Linked DNA regions of Homo sapiens: regions 1 and 2 are each linked to region 3. The links are chromatin contacts, found by Hi-C or POLR2A ChIA-PET in ENCODE. All regions are on one chromosome and are shown on one strand. Each heading gives the region's core, a stretch centred on a gene start or an enhancer-like site at or near the end of the contact. The rest is flanking DNA. Distances are from core to core; before and after follow the strand shown. Region 1 has its middle 130 kb from the start of RADX. Region 2 holds the start of RIPPLY1 (ripply transcriptional repressor 1). Region 3 holds the start of RNF128 (ring finger protein 128).

Evidence for each region. A loop is a pair of places that touch in the nucleus more often than their neighbours do. ChIA-PET counts read pairs that join two places held with the same protein, here RNA polymerase II (POLR2A). Pooled maps may share reads with other maps.
Region 1: a loop to region 3 is called in a pooled map, with 11 times the contacts of the local background. The contact joins the enhancer-like site here to the promoter of RNF128 in region 3. A Hi-C loop is called at or near these places in 7 of 50 pooled maps. POLR2A ChIA-PET finds 5 or more read pairs at or near these places in 3 of 52 experiments (WTC11 and activated T-cell).
Region 2: a loop to region 3 is called in a map of psoas muscle, with 2.8 times the contacts of the local background. The contact joins the promoter of RIPPLY1 here to the promoter of RNF128 in region 3. A Hi-C loop is called at or near these places in 1 of 168 maps with a recorded cell type or tissue (psoas muscle).

What each region holds. Positions count from the first base shown.
Region 1 is chrX:106,482,988-106,487,281 of GRCh38, reverse strand. No RefSeq gene overlaps it. Among named protein-coding and RNA genes, the nearest start is that of RADX, 130 kb to the left of the region's middle. RefSeq lists an enhancer at 2,700-2,969. Within about 2 kb of position 2,906, at least 2 of the 41 ENCODE cell types and tissues checked have a DNase peak (open chromatin) inside an H3K27ac peak, as active enhancers do.
Region 2 is chrX:106,901,490-106,905,337 of GRCh38, reverse strand. It overlaps RIPPLY1 (ripply transcriptional repressor 1), which reads left to right and starts at 1,997. Exons shown (of 4, transcript NM_138382.3): 1 at 1,997-2,205; 2 at 3,123-3,198; 3 at 3,800-3,848. The coding sequence starts at 2,051. It also overlaps a transcript of CLDN2 not described here.
Region 3 is chrX:106,723,653-106,728,033 of GRCh38, reverse strand. RNF128 (ring finger protein 128) reads right to left here and starts at 1,333. Exons shown (of 7, transcript NM_194463.2): 1 at 637-1,333. The coding sequence starts at 1,120. RefSeq lists an enhancer at 898-1,486.

The DNA.
Region 1 (4,294 bases), core at 1,657-4,156, 240 kb after region 3:
TGGGGGGAGTGGGGAGGGATAGCATTAGGAGAAATACCTAATATAAGTGACGGGTTGTTGGGTGCAGCAAACCACCATGGCACGTGTATACACATGTAACAAAACTGCATGCTCTGCACATGTACCCCAGAACTTAAAGTATAAGAAAGAAAGAAAGAAAGAAAGAAAGAAAGAAAGAAAGAAAGAAAGAAAGAAAGAAAGAAAGAAAGAAAGAAAGAAAAAGAAGGGAGGGAGGGAGGGAAGGAGGGAGAAAGACATACAATTTAAGAACATTTGCTCATCAAAATGCACCATTAAGAAAGAGAAAAGGCAGTCCATTGATGAGAGTATTTATTTGAAATAAATGTACTTACCACAGAATTTGTATGCAGAATATATGAAGAATTTCTACAAATCCATAAGAAAAGGCAGGCAACCCAGTGGAAAATGGGAAAAGATAAACAGGCCATTCAGAAAAAATGGCTAATATAAATGACTAATGAACAAATAAAAGGATTCTCAGCTTCATTATTCATCAGGATCAGGGAAATGAAAATTAATGCCATATGGTAATACTTTTACTCTCACACCTGAATAGATAAAATGAAAAATGATAGAAATATCATTTCTTTCTGAAGACATGAGCAACTGGAATTGTCAAAAACTGCTAGTGGAAGTGGAAATTGATACAACTACCTTGGAAATTTACATGGCAATATCTAATATGTATGAATTTATGCATAACCTATAATACAGCAAATTTTACTTCTAGGTATTTATCCAACAGAAGTATATGCATATGTTCACCAGAACACATGTATAAGATTGTTCATAGCATTACTATTTATTTATACTAGGCAACAATTTAAAAACTTCCCCATTTACAAAAAGTAAAATGATTAAATAAATTGTGTTGTATTCACACAATAAAATAGCACACAGCAATGAAAATGAACAGTCTATAACTACTCACAAAAACGAATGAATCTTACAAAAGAAATCAGTTACAAAATAGTATTATATGACTATTTTTATATAAAGCTCAAAAATAGACAAAACTAATCTATGATGATACAAGTCAGGTAAGTGTTCATTCTCAGGAGGCTTAATAATTTGAAGCAGCCATCAGTGGGGAGTCTGGTATGTGGCAATGTTCTGTTTTTCATTCTGAGAGCTATTACATAGATGTGTTCACACTGCAAAAATTCATAGAATTTTATGCTTATGGCTTGTTCACTTTTTTCCTGTAGATTATACTTCAGTAAAAATTAATAAAACAGAAATGAAAATAACAGACTCATCGACCCTAGGCCCTTGTAAAATCCAGAAGTCTTCTATACAGCTGTGCTTAAAGAGAGCCTCATCTGCAGCAGCAAGGAAGACTGTGCTGAAAATCAGGGCTGGGAGCTAATTGTAAGGGGGGTAGAGATTCAAAATGGCACTGGATATATAACTTGAAGAGGTCTCCTATGTCAAAATCAGGGACCTCATGAAAAACAGTAACCGTAAGACTTGGATTAGGGAGATTTGCATGGAAGAGCCTGAGAATCTTGAACTACCAGATTCCCCTTAATCTTTCAGATCAGCAGCAGTTCCCCTACACCTGCCCCTCTGACTTGCTAGAGGAGAGCAACCTCCTCAGACTTGGAGACCCTGAAAATACATTACCAACACAGGAGATTTACATAAGGGCACATTCAACATCTGCACTCTCATTGCAACCAAACCAATTAGCATTATAGGCAGAGCTGGGAAGTAAAGTCCCTGCTCTTGGAGGAAAGATGTTACAACCAAAAGAAATGGAAAACCTGGCTCAAATATACTGGCACAAACCCTGGGAACATATGTGGGAGTAGATCTTGAGGCTTTGAATGGGAATCAGGGAGAATAAAGGAGAATTACTGACATGACATGACACCCAGCAGAACCATTATATGATTACTCTCTCCTAGAAGAAAATGACTGGCTGGTTAACTGCTTGCTATAGAAAGGTGCTAAACCCTTGGCTCTGGTTGCTCAGCTGTGGTGCAACCCAGTGTTTATAGCCCACCTGCTCTTTCCAGGTTGCATAGTGGAAGTTGGAGACAGGTAAATTGGTGCTACCAGGCTGATATTCCTGCTGTTTGATGTGCTGTAAATAATAAATTGTTTTGCTCTGAGCCATTAAATGTTGTTGTCTTCTTTTGGCACTTGTGGAGTGTGGCAAACTGATATGCTTGCTTACTTAATCATTTCCTTTGGAGTCTAGCTACTCCATGCCATCCTATATGAATGAGTTTCTGCAAGGATTGGCATAGGAAGCAAGGTGCCAATATAGACAATGACTTTTTGAAAGAGAAAAGGCAGGGGACCTATGGGACAATTCAGGGATGTAAGGAAGCTCCCTGGGAGATAGGAGGGATTGTGTCTGCCCAAATAGTAAATTAAGGGGAAGGTAAATGGTCTGCTTTTTGAACATGAGGTGAGTTGATGAATAGACACTGAGTGTAAGAGGTCAGATTACAATAAACTATTCAAAAGGCATCCTCTTCTACAGAGTAGGGGACAAAGGAAACACCTCTGATTCCTGTCAAAGAGAAAAGCACAACTTTCCCCCATTTGAAAACCACGATTACTATTCCTGTAACTGCAATATAACCCCATGCAGAGTAGTAAGATGCACCCAAGAGGCAAAGGAGGGAAACCTGATAAAACTTCTGTCCAAAGAGTGGGGTGCTGTTAGAGATTCAGTTGGTGCGTCTCGTGCTGAAAGAAGAACGGTTATGCTTTACAGAGTGAATGGTAGCAAGCAGGCCTTCTCACATATGATTCATACAGACTCTTCAGTCAGGGCAGAATCATGTCACAAACCATGGCTTTGCTGGTTTCAATTTCTATTTCAATGACGATATTATGTTGAACCTGGGGAGAATACCAAGGAGGAAGTTGTTCAAAACATGATGGTTGTAGCTGCTCCAGAATGACTGTACCATGGGCAGAATGCTAATTTTGATAACGAGCCTTTCATCCAGAGAATGCCTGATAAGTGTTTATTCTCTGCCTCCCTAAAGTGAAAGTGGATGACTAACTTTGTTGTTAGTACCTCGAGACCCTGTGCAGGTGGCTATGATTGTAGGTTGAAAAATGCCTAAGAGAAAGACAGACCCATCCTCATCTAAGCAAAATTTCTGTAATCTGAGATAAAATAAAGAACAGTGGGAAAAAGAATAAATCCCCTACAAAGGAACCTAGCCATAAGTCAATATAGATTTGGCTGTAAAACAGAGTTTCTCAAAGAAGAGATTAATGGGTTGAGCACTGAAGCAACTGGGTCCAGATAGGAGCTATAGGCATAGGGAGAAGGGGCACAAACAGGCAGTTGTTTATCCGGTTGAAACTTAAAGTGCCTCAGTGGGGACAGATTTCTCCATGGAGATCAATATCTCTTTATAGGAGGAAGTAAGAAGCCATTTCTAGTTAGCTGGATAGAAATGTTGGTAGTCTGGGTACCCCATTTGTGGGTTCCGTCTTTATAGGAGGAAGCAAGAAGCCAGTTGGCTACCATAGAATGATAGTCAACTGGCTTCTCACTTCCTCATTATTATCCTATAGTAGCCAACTGGCTATCATTCCTTCAGCATTTCCACTGCTGGACCCTAAGCCCATGTATCGTGATCTGAAGAAGGGGGACTAAGCGTGAGGTCAAGGTCTTTCTGTCCCCAGTGGGGCCCAGAGGTCATATGCCTCTGCAAGGGTACAATGTGGCATGGGGTAAAGGTAGGAGATGAGAAATTTTGTGGCTTGTTTGGATACCAGTGCTTAAATAACTCTCTTATCAGATTCTGTTGAGGGACAAGTGCTACCAGTGAATTGGCTGAATTTGGCGATGTAGTGAAACAGAAAAGGGGATTAACTGTAACCATCTGGGTGTGGTCACTTAGACTCCCACTACTGCTGTTACTCTTACTGCTTGATGTATAATTGCTATTGCTGTTTTACATGCATTTACTGTGAGTACTCATAGAGTCTAAGAAGGGGGATTCTCCCACTTGTGAAAAAGAGCATCTTGCAATATGATGATAGTGAGAAGATTACACCAAAACCACCAACTAGACTTCCAGTTCTCTCCTGTATTACACTACACAAATAATATAGAATTCCAGGAGATGAGAAAGTAATCAAGGCCTTAATGAAGGACTTAAAGACAGTAGGAGTGTTGAAAGCTTTTATATCTTGACAATGGCCCTGAGTGTCTAGTGAAACAGGTGAATGGGAGGTGGAGGCTTATTGCCAGCTGAATTTAGCCATTGTCCCTGTAGCTCCCACACAATTACTA
Region 2 (3,848 bases), core at 748-3,247, 180 kb before region 3:
CTGAACTCATTTCACCTCATATAATAAACCTCTGTTTATTGAGGGCCGGGACCGTGCCAGGCCCTTGGGTTAGGTGGTGACTGAGCTGTTAGAAAGTTTTCCTTTGATTGAGCCAAAATGTGTCTCCATGTAGCTTCCAGCCATGGGCCTCAGCCCTGCCCTTTGAAGTCACCCAGAACAAGTGTAATCTCATTGCAGTCTAATCCTCAGATATTTGAAAATATCTGTCATTTCCCCCAGCTTTCGTTCCTCCATGGATAAACATTTCTTTGTTGGTTTATTTTTATTTTTTGTGCCTTTCCTTTTTATTACTCAAATAATATCAGTTCATTGTGGAACTTTTTAGAAAATTCAGAAAAACATAAAGTAAAAATCCACCCCACTGTTACTCCCAGAAATGACAACCCTAACACTCTTTCTTCTCACCAGTCTTATTTTTTCTCTGCACGCTGTCCATTCTACATCTTTTTTCTTACCAAAATGGGATCATCCTTTAAGTAATATTTTAGAGACTTATTTTGTTTTCACTCTTTCAATATGTTAACTTTTCCCTCATTCTTCTACCATGCCAATTTTAATATGAAATTGTGTAACTGCCCAATGATTTATCTAACCAGCTTTTAAAAGTTGTTTTCAATTTTCCTTTGCTGAAAAGAACATAGTGGGACTAGAATTGGAAGTGGGGTGAAGATGGGGGGTAGGTGAACAGAGAAATGAGGAGCCCTTAAATTAGTCATGCTATCTTACCATCTGATTTTTTTTTCCATTTTCTGTGTTGAAAAATTATACTTCCCAGAACATGATTGTGAGCACCTGCTTGGCATTCAGTTGCAAGGATTTGCCCTAATTAATGTAACTGGTTTCCTATTATTGGACATTGAAGTTGTTTCTAATTTTTGACCATTACAAACCAGACTGTGATGAACATCCAAGAAGCTAAATCTGTGCTGGGGCTGGACACTGAGGTCAGGAGGAATATTTTCGAGACCTCTGAAGCATAAGGTCCCTGCCAGTAGTTGTAACTAGAAGCTTTCTGGCAAAGGCCCAGAAGGCTGGCTAAGGCCGAGGACTGTGCTCAGGCCTCTGGGCTTGCCCGGGTTCAGTACCCATTTATGTAGCCCCTGTCAGAGAGTGTTCAGGCTGGCATGGTCCTATGAGACCACTGGGCCAGCACCCTCATCTCTTACATGAGGGAACTGAGGCCTGGGGCTGGGGCTGGTCCTTCGGCAGCTCTGTAGTCGGGCAGAACTTTGCCTCTCCCCAGCACCCTGGCTTCTGAACTGGAAGCTAAGCTCTGAGGTTTGGAATCTCACCCAGAGGCCCTGTGAAATCCTGCCTGCTCTCCTTCACTGGACCACTTACTGCTGAGGCTGGAGGGGGCACTTTGACAAATGAACTGATCAGTAAGGGGCTGAGGGGCATTGAAAGAAGACTTAAGGTTTACCCAACAAGCATCTGGGCCTGCTCTGCCCAGAATGCCCCTTTTTTCCCTAACCCAGATGATATGCTTAATGGCAGTCACCCTACATTCAGGTCCACCTGGCAAATCTATCTGAGGTTGAGCTGAAATAACAAGTGAGTCCCTCACTCTCCTTAAAGGGGTCAGCTGTCTCTTCTTGCCAGGAACTGGCTTAGTTAAAGGCCTGTCTATTCAGCCCTCTGTCCCTGACATCTCTGTGGTTTCAGAGTGCTAATGAGCTCCTCTCCTTCCCCTCTCAGGCCTTGCTACTCCCTGGGGAATTCACACAAATGGTGTGCGATTTGCCCCTTCTGTGTTTTTCTTTCTGACTTGGAGGCAAAGCAAATCCCTCACCTCCCACTGACACCATGTTTATTCAACTGGGAGAGATTTCACACCCAGGTAACCCAGCTTTCCCTCCCTGAGCCCCTTCCCTAAATCTTTATCCCCCTCCCAAGTCATCCCACCCCTGTCCTCCCTGAATAATTTATAAGACCAGGCAGGGCTTATAAAAGGGTCTCCCAGGAAAAGCCAAAAGAGTGCAGAAGGTTCTGGGAAGTAGGAGACCCCACTGGCTTTGGTCCCCTAAGAATGGACTCTGCTGCCTGTGCTGCTGCTGCCACCCCTGTTCCAGCCCTGGCTTTGGCCCTAGCTCCAGACCTAGCACAAGCCCCACTGGCACTCCCTGGCCTGTTAAGCCCATCTTGCCTTCTCTCCTCTGGACAAGAAGTAAATGGGAGTGAAAGGTAAGTTGAGCTTAGCCTTTGGCAACCTGAACTTAGGCTTGAGAGCTTCCTGAGAGAGGAAGGAAAATGAGATGTCCAGGGCACCCTGTTCTCTGTGAAGGGGAAAAGCAATGGCCTCATAGCCCTCCCTCCTCAACTCTAGCTGGAATATCTCATCTGACTTTTCACCTCACTAATCCCGCTGGGTGGCAAGAGGGGACTTGGGGACAGCTGTTGCCAAAGCTGAAGGTGAAGCAGCCAGGTCCTCATAGGCCAGGTGGCTGAGTCCCCTGAGGGGGATGGGGAACTGCCATGAAACCTGGGCTTAACACAATCTAGACTGTGGGGGTGGGGAGTTTGGGGAAAGAGGACCAAAGTCTAAAGAGGCCCTTGACTGGGACATTGTCTTTTTCCTGACCACGCCATAAGATTTCCATTTGCTTTTTTCCTACCTCTGCAAGTCCAGTGGGGAAGCAGTGGACCCAGGAACATTTCTGGCCCTCTTCTTCAGCCCAGGAAGATGGTAGAGCTCTGAGTTCTACATCTTGGAGCAGGAAGTAGGAGGCAAGATATTTTCCATCTAGCCCCCACTCATTACTCCAAACATTTAGTCTTCAACAAACATTTACTGAAACAGCTACTGTGTACCAGACATTGTACTAGGTGTTGAGGATTCAGATACGATTGAGCATATCTTTGAGCTTAAGAAGCCCAAAGACAAGTAAATAGACAATTACAAAACAGCATGATAAAAGCAATAATAACATTGCTGAAGCCGAGAGGAGGGACATCTGTCCTGGAATGGGCTCAGGAGCCTTAGGAAAGGCTTCCTGGAGCAGATGGCACCTGAGCCAAGCTTTTGGGAGGTCTCTTGTTATCTCAGGGAGCCCACCTTTCAGTCTCTTCCTCTACGGATTGATCTCTCCTCTTTGTCCCAGAGGAACTTGTCTCTGGAGGCCCTGGCTGTCTTCCACAAATGACTCCCCAAGGCAGATGAGGAAGCTGGTGGATTTGGTGAGTTCGAGCCCTTGTGACGTGTGTTCACATGCAGCCACATGCATTAACAGTGACCAGGTCACTTCCCAGAGAGCCCCTGACCTCAGTCCAAAGGTGCAGATCTGAGATAGCATCCTCACAGTTTTGCCAACATTTGATTCCAACAGAGAGCAGATCCAAGCTTTCTGTGGCAATTGGAAAGATGAGGAGACCAAAGCTCAGAGTGGGCAAGGGATCTGGGCAGGCCCCACAGCCAGTGTGTGGCAGTGCTGGTGCTTGAGGCCTCGTCTCCTGGCACCTTACTCCAGTGCTCTCCCACCCACCCGATCTCCCTGAATCTTTGCTGCTCCAGTAGAACACTGTCCCCTGGAGAGCCTCCAAACAGGTGCTGGAACAGAGGCAGGGAAGCAAACAACCCGCAGGACTCTGTCTGCTTGTTTTTCAACCAGAACCAAGAGAGACCCCTTGTTGAGGGGTGGGTATTGGGGGTTGCTGGGTCCCAGAGATGTCTAAGGTCTCTTCAAGATCATTTTACCTGCAGCTTTCTGACCTCTAGTACAGAGGAGGAAGTTATCTAGCCATGTACTTTGAGCCACATGCTAGCTTTTGCTTTGGACAGGCTGCTGGTGGGGCAACGGCTGCTGAGGTCACCAAGGCTGAATCCAAGT
Region 3 (4,381 bases), core at 84-2,583:
CGTTAGTCACCTGTTTTGCAACTCAATAACCTAAATCAGATTTTTCAGAAGCAAACAAAAGCACTGATACCAAGTCACTTGGGACTTGAGACCACTGGGCAGAGAAGAACCCAAGAACTAAGCAAAGTTTCCACCAAAATTGCAATGAGGTTAACAGGGCACAGTAGCACAATCTAGTATTTGATACCCAGGAAACATGGAGAGAAAAACAGGGAGAGGAGGGGAAAATCTGCTGCCAGTCTGAGGTTGTTAAAAAGCAGAGTGAGGAAGAGATTTCCAGGTGATCTCCTCGGTCATTTAAGACCCGATGCCCACCACCACTTAATCCAAGGCTAGACACCCTTGTGAAAAACCAGGAAAAGGGAACGCAAAGAGCTCAAACAGTCCTTGATTTGCCAGCCTCTGCACCCGGTTTGTTTTACCCTTTTCCACCAGAGAGGCAAATGAAGGATTTTTTTTTGCCCAACACCCAGGCCTGGTGAATCTCGGGGAGGACCCTGCCCCACTCCGTGGGGACAGAAAGAGCACCCACTTTCCTTCGGAGCAAGGGGATAGGACGAGGAGGGCAATGAGGAAAATAAGAGAAACTGGCCATGGCAGAGGTCTGGAGGGGTGCAATCTAGTAGCTGCACTCACCCGGGTGAGACATGGGGATGACCTCATTGCGGGTCCCGGGGAAGTTAAAGATGACGGCTCCAGACGCCCCTCTCTCATAAGCCAGATGGATCTTGTCTGCGAAGGTGCAGCCCCCGCCGCGTTGGATGAGGGCCAACCAAGAGACTTGCACGGTGCTTCCCCAAACCGTGGGCACCGTGAAATTCGTGTGCGGGTTACAGGCGTTAAGCGCCCCGGGCCCGTCGGGCGGTACCAGGACCCCAGCCACAGGCTCCAGCGGCGAGTCCTGGCCGTACACGCCCTCCTCGCTCAGCTCCCACACCGTACGGTTCACTCCCGTGTGCGGAACCCGCCAGGACACGTTGAGGTACGCGGTCCACACTGCTTCAGCCCCCCGGGAACCGGGTGCCTGCGGACTCAGGGCCAGCAGGAAGCACCATGCCAGCAATCTGGAAAAGCCGCAGCCACCGCGGCAGGAGACCCCGGCCCCAGGCGGCGGCCCCATGGCGCGCGCGCTCCGCAGTTCCCTAGCGCCCCTGGCACGCGCCCTCCTAGCGCTTGGCAGGACCCTGGTCTTGAGCAGGTGCGCGCCAGGTGGGGAAGGAATGGAGTGAGACTGGGGAGCTGCGAGCTACGTCGGAGCCAGGAGGCACGTAGCGTCAGCACACAGGTTGCCGCAGATGCAGCTCCTCGGAGCTCCAGTCTTCTCCGCTACCGCGGCTGCCGCGTCGGGCTCTGGGGCTTTAGCGTGAAGCTCCGCCCAGCCGACTGGGGGTAGAGGTGGCTGGGAGGGAGGAAAGGACACTGCGGGATCCGCCTCTTAAAAGGGTAACAGGATGGATCGATGTTAGAATAGGATCTGAGGCTGTGTGGCTAGGTGTGTCGCGTCGTTTTATAAAAAACGGACAGGCGAGGAACGATAAAGTCCGCAAACATAAAGCTTTCTGGCAGGATTCGAGTCGGTTTTGAATTGCAAGAATACATTTTTCCCTCCTAACATTTGCCTAAAGGACATTTCGGGCTTACGGTGCCAGAATGTGAAGTACAGTACTTCTAAAAAGCGCAGATCCAAAGGGTCTGAGTTGTAGTCAAGGGAATTTGGGTAGGGAAGGAATTTGAGTAGAATCAGGCTATTTACTGATTCTCTAGAGGGGGGAAGGGCAGGAAAAGCGCGCTGTTACCCTTTCTTACTGACTTCAAATGGCACCTTTCTCTTTCCCTGCTCCTAAGAAGCCTCATACATGTGTATTTCCTCACCGTTACCCTAGGTTTCATGTACCGCATCAGATGCCTCTTCTAAAACTAATTTTAGTCCTCACAAAAGAATGACTGTTTTCACACACCTCAGAACCAAGCCTTTCTTCTGCATTTTTCACAAACCTGACTTACCCTAGCGGATGTTCCTGCGCTATTCATGACCTTAACTACATAATCTTTCTCCATTTCCCACTAACTGAAAGGAGCCTGACTCGCCTAGGCGATTCACTCATGGCATTATTACATTACGATTTATCCTTGCTTAAGTATTCAATTTTTGTCTACCCTGTCAACTATTATATTTACTAGATGGTTAACAAATGAGCCTTGAATTAAGCTGAATTAATATACCTGCTGTCTGATAGTTATGAATAACTTTTGACCTTGGGGAACTTCCCTGTGGCTCAGTTTCCTCATCATCTGTAAAAGGGGGATAATAATTGCACCTACCTCACAGAGTTTTCAGATGATTAAATGAGTTAATACATGTAATAAAGCACTTAGAACAATGCTTAGCAATATAAAAAACATGTTAAAATTATTAAACAGGTTCAGAGACACAATTCTAAAATAATATTAAAGTTTTAATTTGAGGTAATATCAGAGAAAATGATGTTCAAGATGTTCAGTCTTAGCCACTTTTTCAGTTCAAATAAATACAGTCTACTTTATGCAGCTCAACATTTGTTAAATTTCTGATCAATTACTCCCCTCAATCCCTGGCCCAGCATTTACTTAATCAATGTTATTTACAAAGATTAAGCATGGACCAATTCTGTACTTGATACTCTTATGGCTTGAGAGAAACCTAGAGGAAAATTAACATCATATACCAAACAACACCTAGAACATAAATAAATGTGCAATTTTGTGAAACATATACTCTTAGGTATTGAAAAGGACTTTAGAGGTCAAAGTGGGTATATGAGACCAATAGCATGGTACCCCCAAATACTGATGGTAATCTCTGAGATAAAAATTACCTAGGGGAAAAATGGGTAGGACCAACCACCTCTGAGAAATGGTACAATTCCAGAAATTGTCTGATTTTGCTGGTGAAGAGCATTCAAAATTCAATTGATATTACCTGAATGACAGCCAACTATATTGTACTTTGAAGAAACAATGTGTTCAGAAGAAAGAAGGTATTTTATAGCTACAAAAATGAAGTTCAGAGAGACATTTATTAATGTTTTTCCATTCATTATTTTCTTAAATATTTGTTGTACATCTGCCATAAGCCATGGGCTGAGCATTGTGGTGCAAAATCAAATAAGACATCAACTCTCCTATCAAGAAGCTCATAAATTAGTTTTGATGAGAAGGACAAGTAAAATGGAAAGTGCAGTATAGAGTGATATATGTATATAGTGTAAGCACTATGATGGAGATATGACAGGGTAGTAGTGGATAACAGAGAAGCACCTAACCCAGACTGAGAAGTAAGGAAAAGCTTCCCAGAGGAGGTTAGACCTGGGCTGAGTTTGAGACAGTAAACTTTTCTAGGCAGAAAACAACACAAGGAAAGGCATTGAAATATGAAAAAGAAATGTTAGGAAGCTACAATTACTACAGGCCCAGTAAATGCAAAATGGTTGGAACCTAAAGTAACAGAGGGAGGGTGGTAACAGATCATGTTGGAGAGGTACATGGGGGCCAGTTCTTGAGAGTCCTTTGGGTAAAGCTAGGGAGTTTAGACTTTATCCAAAAACGAGGAGTAATATAATCAGGGTTTAATCAGGGAGTAATAGAATCAGATCTGAAGTTTAGAGATCCTTCTCTGTGGATAATAGATTGGAGGGAATGAGAATAGCAGCAGGGAGCCCATACAGAAGATGGTTGGCAGTGCTACAGGTGAGAGATGAAGATGGCTTGGATAGACAGGTAGTGGACATGAAGAGAAGTGGGCAGAATGGGAATGTTCTTTGGTGGTAGAATCAACAGGACTTGGTTTGGGGGATGAAAGAGAAGGAGGAGTTAGAAATTACTCTGAGGTTTTTGACTTGGAAGACTAGATGACATTCAATCAGGGAATACAGGAGGAGGGTTTTAAATGTATAGAATGGGTAGAAGGAGAGATGAGTTCACTTTAGATATGTCGATTTTGAGGTGCCTATGATGTAACCAGGTAGAACTGTGTGATAGGCAGTTGAGTTTCCGATCACTGAACACCTACTAAGTGCAAAGCATGGGAGAGACAGGGGTGTAGAGAGACAAAAGAAACAGCCCTTGCCTTCAATGAGCTCATGGTCTAGTGAGACAATCAGAGAGATAAACTATCAATAACAGTACAGTGTAATACATGTTATGACTGAGAAAAGTATAAGGCGCTAGGGCAAGACAAGTGTGACTGAGTCTTTAAGTACAAATGGAGTGACCCAAGCAAAGAGAGTAAGGATTTTCAGGCACAGGCAAGAGTATATTATATGAGAACTCCAAAGAACATTCAGGGAACTAGCATTCAGTAGTTCGGTATGGTTGGGATATAAAGTTGCAAAGGTGGAGCCAA